2 separate regions of the Homo sapiens genome follow, and region 2 is linked to region 1. A link is an interaction called in ENCODE POLR2A ChIA-PET data of the cell type or tissue named here. Cell type or tissue: OCI-LY7. All regions are shown on one strand. Each heading gives the region's core, and the rest is flanking DNA. Links, peaks and the distances in the headings are about the cores only.

Evidence for each region. ChIA-PET counts read pairs that join two places held together with the same protein. Peaks named below come from ENCODE experiments on the same cell type or tissue, not always from the same donor. Only the 100,000 strongest peaks of a DNase experiment are listed, where the experiment ranks them.
Region 2: POLR2A ChIA-PET joins it to region 1 with 5 read pairs; 1 of 35 experiments calls an interaction of 5 or more read pairs at or near these places.

What each region holds. Positions count from the first base shown.
Region 1 is chr11:111,695,587-111,700,974 of GRCh38, reverse strand. It overlaps SIK2 (salt inducible kinase 2), which reads right to left. Exons shown (of 15, transcript NM_015191.3): 5 at 1-89. It also overlaps a transcript of PPP2R1B not described here. Among named protein-coding and RNA genes, the nearest start is that of PPP2R1B, 68 kb to the left of the region's middle. In OCI-LY7, for the core only: no CTCF peak of the experiment used is centred there; DNase peaks (open chromatin) are centred at 1,034 and 2,894; H3K4me3 peaks cover 1,151 bases; H3K27ac peaks cover 4,082 bases.
Region 2 is chr11:111,571,896-111,577,283 of GRCh38, reverse strand. No RefSeq gene overlaps it. Among named protein-coding and RNA genes, the nearest start is that of SIK2, 28 kb to the left of the region's middle. In OCI-LY7, for the core only: CTCF peaks have their summits at 1,987 and 2,193 (motif pointing right); a DNase peak (open chromatin) is centred at 2,223; H3K4me3 peaks cover 1,015 bases.

The sequences.
Region 1 (5,388 bases), core at 274-5,273:
TTCAAAGACTTCTGGGGCTGCATAAGGGGGGCTGCCACACCATGTTGCCAGCAGTTCACCACTTTTAAAGAAATTTCCAAAACCGAAATCTATTAGGATGGAAATAAATGTTATTTTCATCTATGCTCTCAAACTATACTGCATTTCTCTGTAATAAATTTTCTAATATGCTATATTAACAATATCACTACTATTTACTGTGAGGACTGGGATGGCATCTTATCTTGTGATGTTTCCCTGGCATTAGCACAATGACTAGCAAATAGTACTCAAGGAATGTTGCTGAATGAATGTGTAAATGAATCAAGTTTTCTTCCCAAAGCGAGTAAGTGAGAGACTGGAAAAATACTTTATATCATGTGAAAGAAAATCAGCCTTAAAGTGGACAACCCAACTAGTATTTGATAATCTTAGAATTTCAATTACCTGATGACTGCTAAAGAGCTCTTTATCTTAAATGGTCTATAAGGAAAGAAACAAATGAGTAAAGCTCTAAGACATTCACCTAAACACAACTGAGTGACTGGCTGCCATTACCCCAGATATATAACCCTTGAAGGCAACTGAGTGCAGTGTTTCCTAAGTAACAACCCTCTAAGTGTTGGTCCACATATCCTGTTTTAGGCAGATAACCATCTGAATAGCTCATTAACATATGATGGCCACATAGCCCAGCCACAAGCCACCTATCACCATCACTTATTTACTAATTTATGGATCGCAGTGGCATTATAGTTCAAAACAGTTAATGGCCTTCTCCTTATGATCTTAGCCATACTGACTCTACAGTTTTGATACAGAGAATGCACTCTGGAAACACTACTTAGATGCCTTCAACATGCATTAAAAAATTTAGTAAGTATTGTTACAAATGCAAGTTCATACCCTTTTGCTAAGCCTTTATAGTCTCATATTCTTACCGAAGAAACAAATACCTATTATCTTGTTAAGTTATACTCATGCTGTCTTATGTTGCTACATACTCCTGACTGAAGAGCCTGTCTCAGTGACAGGAACTGGCTCTCCACCCAGCTGGAGCACAGCATTGCATGCACAGTGAGCTTTAAGAGATGGCTCAAGAAAGACTGGATCAAGTCTCTACTGCCAGACAGATTGACTGGATTTGTGACTTTGGATCAGTCTTTGTGAGCCTTAGTTTCCCCATCTGTAAAGTGAAAATGATAAATACACTTAGTCAGCAGGTTGCTGTAAAGGCCCAATGTGTTAAAATAAGCTCACTCCATTCATACCTTGAGACCATACATACATGTGCACCTTAGGCAAAGCATTCTCTTAGCTTGCTAACATAAAAACTAGAGGCAAGCAGTAGTAACAGTAATAACAGTAACAATCCCCATTATTACAGCTTCATGGAAGAGTACAACCTATGAAGTTATGAGAACTACAGCTAATTACCAGTTTTATCACTTTCAAGCTTCAAGTCCTCTAGGAAAGTTATTTTTTCCATATCTATAAATGTAGTGATAATCCACCTACCCAGATAGGATGCTGTGAGGATTAAATGAGAATAAGAATGTAAAATGCCAGAGCATACTAGACGTGAAAGGTCAGCTCTCCTCCTCCTGTGAAACCATTACCACCAACTGTTGCCTTTCAGAGAAAAAGGTCCCAAAAAAGTAGATAGGAGGGGTAGAAAAAGTTTAGAGGGAGCTTCAAGGTTTAGGAGAGAAAAGAGGGTACATCTGGGGAAAGAGCTTCAGATACAGTCTAAACCTGGTGAACAACACTGTGGTCTGCCTTTGGTATCCAGGAGTGTGAGGCAAAGGTGGTGCCAGGGAGAAGTTCTCTCTTTACAATGTAACCTCAGCTCAGCTCCACAGTCCACTTTCCAAAATGACTGTCAGAAAGGCCTTATCTTCACAGTACCACCTCTATGACTAACCACTCCTAGAACATCATATCTCATATGGACACATACAGATATATATATTTCTAATTTTCTAGAAAAACTATACTCTCAAATGAGTCAAGGACTAGATGTTCCCATGAGTCGAAAACTAGATGTTCTCATGAGTCAAGGACTAGATGTTAAATGAGTCAAGGACTATGTTCAAATGTTAATTTCACTCACAGGATAAAGCAGCACAAGAAGCTCTCGGATGTGTGTTCAGAGATCCTGAAATACATACAATAATTGCTGCACTTTAAACCATAATCACAGGATGAGTTTTAGTGCCTGTAAATTGAGGATACTCTCCAAATAGCACTGGTAAGGTTGTTTTTCTTTCTTTCTTTTCTTTTTTGAGATAGGGTCTTGCTCTGTTGCCCAGGCTAGAGTGCAATGGCACGATCTCAGCTCACTGCAGTCCTCGCACCTCAACCTCCTGAGTAGCACAGGTGTGCTCCACCACACCAGGCTAATTTTTGTATTTTTAGTAGAGACAGGGATTTGCCATGTTTCCCAGGCTGGTCTCCAACTCCTGGGCTGACGCAATCCACCCGCTGTGGCCTCCCAAAGTGCTGGGATTACAGGTGTGAGCCACCACCTGGCCCATTGGTAAGTTTTAATGTCTCCAGGAGCCCTTATAGAGCCACTTCATTCTGAACTTCCCCACAGCTGGTGAAATAAACTCAAAGGAGTGAATGGGACAGAGGCCTGTCAAGAAGGTGGCCTGGCCTCTTTATTGCCTTAGGCTCTCATAGTACACTTCACAGGCAAGAGAACAAGAGCTGGGAACACTTCTCTGGACCCGTGGTAGCCCAGTTTCAACCTCTGCTTTACAAATCTAGCACAAAGAAAGCTTCCTGTTTGCTTACAGGAGGAGTGGTACTAAGCAGTTATTTCTATTTTCTGTAGGTAATATGAATATAGAAACTTGGGTCTATAGGGATATTAAAAGAAACACTGAAAGACAGGCTCACTAAGCTGTTACAATATTACATGTGCTGAGGTCTTCTATAACCTTGTCAAAGCACTTCAAATGTTATATTTATATATTCTTTTGAGACTGGTCTTGCTCTGTTGCCCAGGCTGGAGGGCAGTGGTGTGAATCACAGCTCATTGTAGCCTTCATCTCCCAGGCTCAAGTGATCTTTTTGCCTCAGCCTTCCAAGCAGCTGGGACCATAGACTCACGCCACCATGCCTGGCTAATTTTTTTTTCCTTTTTTCTTTTCCTTTTTTTGGGTAGAGACAAGGTCTCACTATGTTGTGTAGGCTGGTCTTAAACTCCTCGGCTCAAGTGACCCTCCTGCCTCAGCACCCAAAGTGCTGGGATTACAGGTGTGAGCCACTGCCCTCTGCCAAACACTGTATTTGTAATCATCTGAAGAATGGGTTAAGGAAGACTTTGGTGTTAGGCAGATTGGGGATCAAATCCTGGGTTTTCTATTAGCTATGCAATCTTGGACAAATTACTTAACTTCTTAGAGCCTTGGTTTCCTCATTTGAAAAATAGGGACAACACTTACATTTCATGAAGTAGTTGAATTAATAGAAATAGATATTATATTGCGATTGAAACATAGTAGGTAGTCAATAAACAGAAGCTATCATTGCTATTATTATTTATTATTTTACTTATCTGTCTATCCCATCAGACTAAGTTCCTCGGGAGCAGGGAATGGGGGACAACATTCTGTACTCCCAGCTCTCAGCATATCATCTGCAGACAACAGCTGCTCGATAAAGATCTGCTAGATGAATATGTTGTTCCCACCTCTTAAAAGTGCTTTACTATGTGACAGGAGCTGATTTAAACTCTCTGAAGATAATTTCTTCTTAGTTCTATGAAGTATCCTTATTTTAGGAGAAAGTGAGGGTATAAAGTTAAGTATTTTGCCAGAGGTTATACAGCTAGCTACTAAGTTGCAGCAGTGGAATAGAAACCAAGTTTAACTACTTCGAGCCTTCATTGTTAACCACCACCTTTATGTCTCTCACTGGCATGTCAAAAATAGTTATTTTTGAAGAAGTTAATAATTGTCAGGGTTAAAAAGTGGCAGCAAAAGACACTTAAAAATAAGAGCCTTTTAATTTCTTCACAGGAATCTGGATAACTTGCTTCACCCAGTCTGCAGCTTTCTGCCTAAATGCATATAGTGAAGTGGGAGGTGAGTAGGGGGGGAATGAAATGTGAAAATGCAGGATTTATTTCTTACTGCCATTTATTCAAATGAAATGGACTATACTCATGCTTCATCATACTAACCACATTCATTCATTCCTTCATTAAACATCAGCATTCCATACACATGTCAACCACTGTACAAACACAGAAGTCTTGCAACAACACAAAATAATAAGACTCCACATCATCATCTGACTTTTGGAAAACATTATGAAAACAATCACTTGGGCATTCGTCTCTCTCTCTACCAGACTCAGATCCAGCCTAGCCCTGCTAGAAAGCAAACATCTTTCTAGTTTAATGTCTTCTCTAATTGTGATATGCAGGTTAATACCTAAAACTATGGCTATGTTCCTCAGACATTCTGCTTGCTATTATAAACAAAACATTTATGCCATGCCACGTGGCTTCATTTTGACTTTTTTAAACTTTTAATTTTGAAATACTTTTAGATTTATAGAAGAGTTGCAACAGTAAATTCAGAATTCCCCATACCCTTCACCCAGCTTCCTCTAATGTTAACATTTTACATACCTACAGTATAATTATCAAAACTAAGCTTCAATTATCAAAACACTGATTCACTACTATTAATTAAACTACAGACTTAACATTTCATGAGTTTTGTCACATGTTCCTTTTCAGTTCAGGGATTCCACATTGCATTTAGCCTCATGATTCCTTAGTCTTCTCCAATTTGTATTCATATTCTCTCACCTGGGTTCTATATGGCCTGAAATATTTATAGAAGAGGATTAGGGGTAGAGTCTTTAATTACAGATCAGTTATCGACTCTCATGAAAATCAACTAGGCCTCAAAAGCTGAGTCCTCTGTCTCTTACTTAATTAACCAGCCGCAGCAGACCAAGGATATATCTGAACACAGCCCTAGAGCTGCTATTGTTTTCTGCTCTGTATTTTGAAAGTTGACTGACTGACCTATATGGTCCTAACAAAAACCATTATCACTGTCATCACTAAATTATATAAATTATCAGTGCCCAAACATCATTAGCAAAGGCACAATGTTTTAGGAATAAGAGGGTCTTGCATAGAGTAAATAAGCTAACTCTGATGATTGTTGTCTAATGGGAACCAAATACAAAATGGAGAATTCTGTTTGTTGGAATGAAATAATGAAATAAATCAAATACTAACATGTATATAAATCACCTGGGGAAACTGCTAAAGTGCAGATTCTGACTCAGTACATTTAGGGATGGGCCTCAGATTCTGCATTTGTAACAAGCTCTGATGTGATGCTCATGCTGCTGGTCTCCAGACCACTTTTTGACTAG
Region 2 (5,388 bases), core at 148-5,147, 120 kb after region 1:
CTGGCCGACAACTTTTTAGACTGGCTTTTCTCATATTCTGAATAGTAAAACTGTTAATATATCTTTTACAACCAAACTGTCTTTGAGGTTTCTTTCTTAGACAACATCAAAGTTTATTTTCTCATTTTGTAAAAGGAGGGTTGCCGGAAGTCATTGAATATACTTGGAATTCTCTGTATTTGTGACGGCATTTGCCAAGCCCATAGTATAGGAACGGTTGGCAAACCAACTTCCCTAGGTCAATTATATACAAAAATATACAAAGCATGTTATTAATATTTGGTCAATTATATACAAAGCATGTTATTAATATTAAAATGAACATGTTTCAGCAATTGTAGTCTTTCAGGACAGATAGAGCATACTCAAGGTAATGTGTGAAGACTGGCACAATAACTGTCGGCAAGACTTAGTCAACGTTTCTGTTTTAAAATACTTGTGTCAATTGGTTACCAAAAAATACACATTGGGATAAATTAAAAAGTCCTGGAGATCTGTCAATGCCTTTGTTGTCTATAGGATGTTACTACTTTCGGAGCAATTGTTGATTAAATCCTTTAAAAATACTTGTACATTATGTCTCATTTTTCTTATTGTAGATACTATTAATTATTATAGTAAATTAACCCAAGCCATTCAGTCTTGTCGTCAACAGGTAGTTTCTTCTTTTCCTTTGCAATTATCTAAACACCCTTGATATTAATCAATAAATTAATAATGGAGTCTCTGGAAGAAACATCAAGGGGATCATAACCTCAGCAATGGCCTCAAATAGGTTCTTTTAACTATTGACACTAAATGGAACAGATTCATGGACACAGGCTTTCCAGTATAAGCTGACACTGTCACCTGAAGCCCATGGTTGGACTGTGTGACTGAGCATTTCTAGGACCTTTTATTTAGTCTAAAAGCAGATGACTTTGTGATAGTAGGGTTACTTAAACCAAGTTCAGAAAACAAGAATTAATGATGCAGGATGGAAAGAAATTAAGATGAAAATTCACTTGGGGCTAATCTATATTCTGTTTGGCAAATGAGAACAACACCCCTTTTCTTTCTTCTTGATCTATCACTAATTCTCGATTTAATAAACAAACCCTGTACGAAGTGGAACAAAACATTCTTTAAATGGTATCTCATTACAACTGATGTCTCAGAATTCAGAAAAAAAATCTATAAAATATCTTAGGGTATAGATTATAAGTGAATAAATAAGAGAAAAATCTAAGAAAACTGATTCTGAGAAAGAGTGACACACATTGATTGGCTTGTCTGTAAAACTGCATGTAACAGTGGTTATTATTGAAGTGCCATTTGTTGCTTCACTTTATTTTTTATGACCATGTCATTATTTACATAGGGTCAGTACACCTCTGTCTTGGGATATGGTTAGATAAAGAAAATTTGTCACGTTACCATGCAAGAAATGTCACATTTTAAAACAAGTCTGACTTAATGAGGCACGACAAGCTGACTTTAAGAAACAGGGACTGGGCCGGGCGCGGTGGCTCACGCATGTAATCTCAGCACTTTGAGAGGCTGAGGCAGGAGAATGGCTTGAACCCAGGAGGTAGAGGTTGCAGTGAGCCAAAATTGCACCATTGCACTCCAGCCTCAAGAGCAAAACTCCATCCCCCCTCACCCCCCCCCCCCCCAAAAATAAGACACAGGGACTGTACTTGATATGTGGAAATGATGCCCACAACATCCTCCCAGGAAACTTACCTTGTACCTGCTCTCTGGCTAGTGAAATCTCAGCCTTACAGTTAGTAACGAATGCCACTTGCTGACATAGCAGGAACATTGACAGACTTGGGGACCTCAGAGAAGGAAGGACGTCCTAGTTATGTAGTTCTTGAGGAAAAGCGTGGTCCGGGCAAACTGGATGCCTTTTTTCTCCTAGACCTAGAAAGGACAAGCTGATTGAGAACAGCAATTCAAAATCATCTGCGAAACTGATGTGATCAAAATCTGACTAGGGGCTTTGTGAAGCCTCTAGACAGAATTTAATTCTCCAATCCTTCGTATTTTAAGGCTTTAATTTTTAAAACCATACAGCAAAGAAATCTCCTAGTGTTAATCCACACCTTTTGTAGCAACTATATAAATTTAATTGGTCAAAGAGAAAAACCCATCAAGTTAATAATATGGATCAGAACATTTCTGAACAAACCCGTGTAGTCAAATTATCTACACTTCTGGCAGCCCCTGGCCAGAAGGAGGGGCTAAGGAAGCATGAATGATATCTTGCCTTGCTGCTGTCTTCACTTAGCACATTATATAGCAGTCACACACAAAACAAAAAACCCATCCCTGCCCCCGCAAAACCCCAAACACTTGACTTTCTTAAAAATACTAAAACAGGCAGAAACACCCTAACACTTTTCTCTAAATGAAGACCATGCCCTTTTTGTAATCTGCTACCCTAATGCAAACAATTTAATTCCTGATTGAATGGCGTGAACCCAGGAAGCAGAGGTTGCAGTGAGCCGAGACTGCACCACTGCACTCCAGCCTGGGCGACAGAGCGACTCTGTCTCAAAAAAAAAATAAAAAAAAAATTAATTCCTGATTTTGCAATATTAATATCAACATATAGGTGATAACCTTTGCAGATAGTGTAGTCATGTGAGGAACAGACTAACTGTACACTTGGTAACCTCTTGTGTTTTTCTCTAAAAGCCTGCTGTGTTCTTTGTTTAGATAGCCCAGTTGTTCTGAAGTATGATCTGCCTTACAGAATAGTGAAAGTAAAAATTATTTTCTTAATAGTTTTGTGTCTGAGTTCTCCTTTCACAATTGATAGTTGTCAAAGCTGGGTGAACGGTACTTCAGATCCTTTTAATCTTCTCTATAATTTTGTATATGTTCTTAAATTTCCACAATAAAAAATTAAAATTGTATATCAGGGCTATGCTATGTATCAAAGAGATATTGTCAGTGCTTTCCTATAAAGACACAAGACTTAGTCTAATTTTAACTAGTTTCCAAACTTAAAGGCTGTATTGAGGCTGTATTCAGTTTTAAAGCACGTGCAGCTAGTAGACATGACGAACCATCCCAAAGATAGTACTGCAGTTGGCAGCCTAGGAGCAAGGAAAGGTATCTTGTGTGGTTGTGTAGCTGGTGTTTTCTGACCTCACTAGTGAGGTTAGAGTCCTCAATGTTAAGCAGCAATGAAGGGAGCCAGAGTTTCCATGTTATTTGCTGCATTCAGCGTGCATGTCAAAAATAGATCCAAAAGCTATGGCAACTGAAAAATATTTGTTTTAATCAGTGTTTGGGAAACAAATGCTGGTATTTGGCTTCAGGGTTGGCTTCTTCAGCACTGATATTGGCAGATCCAATTCACAATAAAGTCCTACAGCACTTCTGTTTTTTTTTAAAATCCCATATGGACTTAATCTGTAAAACCTCCTGGCACATTTGCACGTTTTGGTTTCCTGGGAGGTTCCCGTGGATTTGTTTAACTCTGGTATCATGATTCTTTACTGTATGTTCCCTTGAAGTATAGGAAGAAAGAACACACTTGTTACATTTTTGTCATTTATATATTTAACAAATATTTATTGATCTCCTGTTGTGTGCAAGGCACTATTCTAGGCATTCTGGAAAGATACAAAAATGAATCAGGCAAATATGGTGATTTCAATTTACTTTCAACCCAATAAGGAAGACAAATTGTGGGCCAGGCATTGAATTAGGTGCTGGGGGTGCAGAGGTGAACAAAGTTCCTGACTTCATGTTGCTCCTTGAAATTAAGACAGATAAATACAGGGGTTAGAGAAGGGCTAATGGAGAAAATAACCCTGAAGCCAAGCTGTAAAAGACAAATTAGAGTTCAGACAAAGCAGAATGGGGCAGAAGGTATACTGTAAGAAAGGGAGCAGCAGATACACATAGGGGTCCTGGGATGGAAAATAGCCTGTATCCAGTTTATTTGAAGATCCAGTTTCTTTGCAGAGTCTTAGAATGGACTGGACTTTGGAGATAGAGTTATAGGAACCAAACTCATAATAGTGGGGTTTTTTTTTTGTTTGGTTTTGTTTTTGAGATGGGAGTTTTGCTCTTGTGGCCCAGGCTGGAGTGTAGCAGTGCAATCTCAGCTCACTACAACCTCCGCCTCCCTGGTTCAAGTGATTCTTCTGCCTCAGCCTCCCAAGTAGCTGGGATTGGAGGCACCCACCACCAAGCCCAGCTAATTTTTGTATTTTAGTAGAGACAGGTTTCACCATGTTGGCCAGGCTGGTCTCTAACTCCTGACCTCAGGTGATCCACCCGCCTTGGCCTCCAAAAGTGCTGGGATTACAGACGTGAGTCACTGCGCCTGGGCTCATAGTGGTGTCTATAATGAAATAAGTATCATGCAGACCAAAGCACCTATGTCCTATTTCCTTTTGTATTGTTAGATCTATGCAAGAAGCTTATTTATGTTTATAACATTGCCTTTGCAATCTTGCATCAGAATTGGGGGCTAGTTGCATGATTCAGAGGTTCCTGGTCTGTGATTGCTGATGCATGCATCTCTGCAATACACAGGGCGCTACCATTGGGAATAGATTGGCTAAAATTTGAGGGCCTTGTCCCTTAAGTAGTGTTGGAGGTACACATTGATTGCCATATTTTTTGTTTTTTTGTGACTCCCTACACTTGAATGTCTCCTTATAACTTTCAGGATTGTATCAGTTAGGGTCTTGTCAGAAAACGGAATTCATTTCGGATGGTTCAGAGGAAGAGAAGAGACTTTAATGAAAGTACCACTTGCAGATATATGGATAGGGTTAAGGAAGCAAACTATGGATGAGTTTGTTAGCAGCAGTAGGAAGCTGTTACCACCCTAGAAGGGGACAAGAAGAAAAAGTAGAGTTACTGGATTATAGTGAGAGCTAGAGAAAGGGCCAACTGGTGGAGACTGAACTGCAGAGGGTGCAACTACTGCTATTGATATGAAAGGAAAGCAGAAGCAATACCATAACCTTTCTTTCACTCCTCCTGCCCACAGCGGACCTGCTGGAGCCTCTCTTGCCCAAATCGTACAGGAAACCATCTGGCAAGGGAGCTGGGTGGTGCAGTCTGCAGGGGTCATCCTGCTAGGGCACAGAGCAGGTCAGAGTAGGATAGAAAATGGATGTGGGCAGGGATTTGGTGAGAGACGGTAAATAACGAATAATCAGCCTGGGCTGAAGTCCAAATTCCTCAGCAAGGCTTATGAATCATTTACTATCAAGCTCCTTGTAGCCCCTTCCGTCTTGTTCCCCCTCACCCTTTGCCACTCACCCACCCAACACTCCCAGCTCAATCATGCTGAACTGTTTGAAATTCTGCTTAGGTGCCACATTCTCACTTTGGGCATCCCCTCCTCCAGGAAGTATCTGCATCCTGGGCTCG